2 separate regions of the Homo sapiens genome follow, and region 1 is linked to region 2. A link is an interaction called in ENCODE POLR2A ChIA-PET data of the cell type or tissue named here. Cell type or tissue: IMR-90. All regions are shown on one strand.

Evidence for each region. Peaks named below come from ENCODE experiments on the same cell type or tissue, not always from the same donor. Only the 100,000 strongest peaks of a DNase experiment are listed, where the experiment ranks them.
Region 1: POLR2A ChIA-PET joins it to region 2 with 5 read pairs; 2 of 35 experiments call an interaction of 5 or more read pairs at or near these places.

What each region holds. Positions count from the first base shown.
Region 1 is chr6:149,529,540-149,532,039 of GRCh38, reverse strand. All of the region lies in intron 7 of PPIL4 (peptidylprolyl isomerase like 4), which reads left to right. Among named protein-coding and RNA genes, the nearest start is that of PPIL4, 15 kb to the left of the region's middle. In IMR-90, no CTCF peak of the experiment used is centred here; no DNase peak of the experiment used is centred here.
Region 2 is chr6:149,846,654-149,849,153 of GRCh38, reverse strand. All of the region lies in intron 2 of LRP11 (LDL receptor related protein 11), which reads left to right. The region is part of intron 10 of RAET1E-LRP11 (RAET1E-LRP11 readthrough); the gene reads left to right. Among named protein-coding and RNA genes, the nearest start is that of RAET1E-AS1, 16 kb to the left of the region's middle. In IMR-90, no CTCF peak of the experiment used is centred here; a DNase peak (open chromatin) is centred at 1,413; H3K27ac peaks cover 965 bases.

The sequences.
Region 1 (2,500 bases), 320 kb after region 2:
CAATATGTACGTATTCACAGTGTAGTTACCAAAATCAGAAAATTTAGAAGTGACAGAAATTACAGTTTATAGGGCCGGGCACAGTGGCTCACGCCTGTAATCCCAGCACTTTGGGAGGCCGAGGCGGGTGGATCACGAGGTCAGGAGTTCGAGACCAGCCTGGCCAACATGGTGAAACTCCGTCTCTACTAAAAATACAAAAATTAGCTGGGTATAGAGGCATGCGGCTGTAATCCTAGATACTCAGGAGGCTGAGGCAGGAGAATCGCTTGAACCCAGCAGGCGAAAGTTGCTGTGAGCCGAGATCGCGCCATTGCACTCCGGCCTGGGCAACAGGGCGAGACTCCGTCTCAAAAAAAAGAAAAAAGAAATTACAGTTTATATTCCAATTTTGCCAGTTGTTCTAATAATATCTTTTATAATTGTTTCCTCCTCCAGACTAGAATCCAGCTCGTGACTTATCATCTGTTGCATTTATTTTGTAGAATATTTTCCTTTTTTTTTTTTTGAGACGGAGTTTCTGTTGCCCAGGTTGAAGTGCAATGGCATGATCTCGGCTCACTGCAACCTCCACCTCCCAGGTTCAAGCGATTCAGCTGCCTCAGCTTCCCAAATAGCTGGGATTATAGGTGCCTGCCACCCACGCCTGGCTAATTTTTTTTTTTTTTTTTTTTTTGAGACAGAATCTCGCTCTGTTATCAGGCTGGAGTGCAATGGCACGATCTTGGCTCACTGCAACCTCTGCCTCCCGGGTTCAAGCGATTCTTCTGCCTCAGGCTCCCGAGTAGCTGGGATTACAGGCGCCTGCCACCACATCCAGCTAATTTTTTGTAATTGTAGTAGAGACAGGGTTTCACTGTGTTGCCCAGGCTGGTCTCCAACTCCCGACCTCAGGCGATCCTCCTGCCTTGGCCTCCCAAAGTGCTGGGATTACAGGCATGAGCCACCGTGCCCGGCCAATAGAATATTTTTCAATTTAGGTTTATCTACTCTTTCCTCATGATTAGATTCAGGTTATGCACCCACAGCCGAAATAGTACGTGAGTGATGTTGTGTCCTCAGAGGTCACATCTGGAGGTGTACGATATTCATTGGAAGATGAGTAATTTTGGTCACTTGGTCATGGTAGTCCACTGCCTGGTGTCTCCAATAGACAATCTGTGGCTAGACACTTGGAGATCTTTCAAATGTCTTGTTCCTTGTCAAATTTCCCCCATAAATTTCTCAGCCATTCATGATTCCTGACTGCACCAGTTTTGACTCTGCTAAGTGCAAAGTGGTAATTATGCAAAGTGGTAATTTCCCACCCCCACCACTTTTTCCACAATTACCAACCTGCATTCTACTGTAAGGAAGAGCCCTCCCTTCTTTTTTTTTTTCCGAGATGGAGTCTCGCTCTGTCACCCAGGCTGGAGAGCAATGGCGCAATCTTGGCTCACTGCAACCTCTGCCTCCCAGGTTTAAGCGATTCTCCTGCCTCAGCCTCCTGGGTAGCAGGGATTATAGGTGCCCGCCACCACGCCCAGCTAATTTTTGTATTTTTAGTAGAGACAGGGTTTCACCATGTTGGTCAGGCTTGTCTCAAACTCCTGACCTGGTGATCTGCCTGCCTCGGCCTCCCAAAGTGCTGGGATTACAGGTGTGAGCCACTGTGCCCGCCTGAGCCCTCCCTTCTTAACTGCTTATCTATCCGTTCATTATCCGTGTCTCATGGATTCTTTTTTTGGCTTTGTTTTTAATAGACAATTTGTAGAGCAATTTTAGAATTACAGAAAAACTGAACATAAAGTACAGAGAGTTTCTAAGTACTCCCTCCCTCTTTCCCCCAGTCTTGCATTATTGTGACACATTTGTTAACAATTGATGAGCCAATATTGATACATTATTAATTAAAATCCATGATTTACGTTAGAATTCAAGCTTTGTGTTGTACATTCGGTGGAACTGACAAATGTACGATAGCATATATCTACCCTTACAGGATCATTCAAGGTAGTTTCACTGTCTAAAAAATCCCCTGGGCTCCACCTGTTCATCCCCACCCCCAACACCCACTTCTTGGCAACTACTGATGTTTTTACTGTCTATATAGTTTTGGCATTTTCAAAATGTCATATAGTTGGAATTATAGCGTATGTAGCCTTTTCAGACTGTCTTCTTTCACTTAGCAATATACATTTAAGGTTCCACTGTGCCTTTTTTCTTTCTTCCCTTTCCCTTTCTCCTTTCCCTTTTTCTTTTTCTTTCTTTTCTTTCCCTCCTTTTTTTTTTTTTTTTGAGACGGAGTCTCGCTCTTGTCGTCAGGCTAGAGTACAGTGGCATTATCTCGGCTCACTGCAACCTCTGCCTCCCAGGTTCAAGAGATTCTCCTGCCTCAGCCTCCTGAGTAGCTGGGACTACAGGCACGTGCCACCGCGCCCGGCTAATTATTTTGTATTTTTAGTAGAGACGAGGTTTCACCGTGTTAGCCAGGATGGTCTTGATCTCTTGACCTCGTGAT
Region 2 (2,500 bases):
TTGCTTAAAATTTTCTAAATGATTATCTTAGTCCATTTGGTCTGCTATAATAAAACACCATGACTGGGTGGCTTCTAAAGAGCAGAAATGAATTTCTTTCAGTTCTGGATGCTGGGAAGTCCAAAATCAAGGTACAATCAGCTTTGGCGTCTAGTGAGGACCCATTTCTTATTTTATAACCAGCCATCTTCTCACTGTGTCCTCATATGGCAACAGAGGCAAGGCAGCCCTCTGGGGCCTCTTTTATTTTATATTTAAACATATTTTAACTTTTAGGTTAAGGGGTACATGTGCAGGTTTGTTATATAGATAAACTTATGACTTAGGGGCTTGGTGTACAGATTATATCCTCACCTGGGTATTAAGCATATTACCCAGCAGTTTTGTTTTTTTTCTAAACCTCTCCCTCCTTCCATCCTCCACCCTCAAGTAGGTCCCAGCGTTGTGCTGTTCCCCTTTCTCTGTCCATGTGTTCTCATTTAGCTCCCACTTATAAGTGAGAACATGTGGTATTTGGTTTTCTGTTCTTGCATTAGTTTGCTGAGAATAAGGACCTCCAGCTGCATCCATGTTCCTACAAAGGACATGATCTTGTTGTTTTGTATGGCTGCATAGTATTCCATGGTGTATATGTACCACATATTCTTCATCCAGTCTACCGTTGATGGGCATTTAGGTTGATTCCATATCTTTGCTATTGTGAATAGCGCTGCAGTGAACGTATGCATGCATGTGTCTTTATAGTAGAACAGTTTGTATTCTTTGGGTATATACCTAGTAATGGGATTGCTGGGTCAAATGATAGTTCTGTTTTTAGTTATTTGAGGAATTGTCACACCACTTTCCACAGTACACCACTTTTCACAATGGGTGAACTAATTTGCACTCCCACCAGCAGTGTGTAAGTGTTCCCTTTGCTCCACAACCTCACCAGCATCTGGTGGGGTTTTTTTTGTTTTGTTTTGTTTTTTACTTTTTAATAACATGGGACCTCTTTTATAAGGGCACTAACCTCATTCATGAGCACGTATCTCCAAACGCCATCACACTGGGCGTTAGGTTTGAACATGTGACCTTGGGAGGGCACTCAGCCATTCAGTCTACAGCAGTGACTTCAGAAAACCACACGTAAGGAAGCTTGCTAAAGGATGGGCATTATTTAAACCAACAACTTCATTATTAAATTAAAACTAACTGCATCCTGGCCTACCTGCTGTACATAATTTTTTTAAATAGACAGGTATTACTAAGTCTTTGTAACCAAGTATATACAATGTGTGTGTGTGTGTGTGTGTGTGTGTGTGTGTGTGTGTGTGTGTGTGTGTGTGTAATTTAGTTTAGACATATATGAGAAGCCCAAACGTGTATTGCTAGCCACTGAATTCCTAGCTAGGAAGATGGGGTTGAGTCAGACAACAGGCTGAGTCATTCATTGATTTGGCCAGAAGCCAACCACCAAAGGCTGTTACTGCTGAACAGGGATCTTGAGCAGAGATTGGGAGCTCCTGGTTTATGATCATGTCTTTTTCCAAGTTACAAATTGGATATGTTGTGTGTACATATATAGATAGTTTTTTATCCTGATACTTGGAACATGTCTGTGAAACACTGTAAACCCTCTCTCCAGTGTCATCCTAATGGGAGAAAATGTATAGAAGGGTCACCTGGGCCCTTAAAGGGAAAGCATCCGTGTGACAGTTCTACATCTTCTAAATATCTGAATGCAGGAGAGACAGCTCTCGTTAGCTAAAAGAGCTAGGGAAGGGACATTCAATCTGGATAGATCTAAACTGGAGTGTGCTCAGGAGGCTGAGGTGATATCATCATCTGCATCTGGACCCAGTGTTGCCTGTATCAGAGAGGCAGTGCCTGGGCAGGCAGGGGGGAAGCATGCCAAGGCCAGGTGTGAGGATGGCCCCTGACCCAGGGATGCTCTGTCCTTTCAGCCCCAGTGTTGACAAGAGGCTTGCTAGTGAACCGCAGGCCTGCAGAGTTTAGTCTGACATTGGCACTCTGAGCTTTGACACCCAGAAGCTCAGTGACTCACTGACTTTTGCAGGGAGCTCTGGCACAGGGTGACGCCAGCAGCCTCATGGATGGTACACCCAGCTCCCTGGCCTCAGTGCTTCCTTGGTTTATTCTATTCTATTCTATTCTATTCTATTCTATTCTATTCTATTCTATTCTATTCTATTCTATTATTTTATTTTATTTTATATTGAGATAGGATCTCGCTCTGTCACCCAGGCTAGAGTGCAGTGGTGCAATCTTGGCTCACTGCAACCTCTGCCTCCTGGGTTCAAGAGTTTCTCATGCCTCAGCCTCCCAAGTAGCTGGGACTACAGGCATGCACCACCTGGCTAATTTTTGTATTTTTAGTAAAGATGGGGTTTCACCATTGTTGGCCAGGCTGGTCTCAAACTCCTGGCCTCAACTGATCCACCCACCTCAGCCTCCCAAAGTGGTGAGATTACAGGCGTGAGCCACTGTGCCCGGCCCC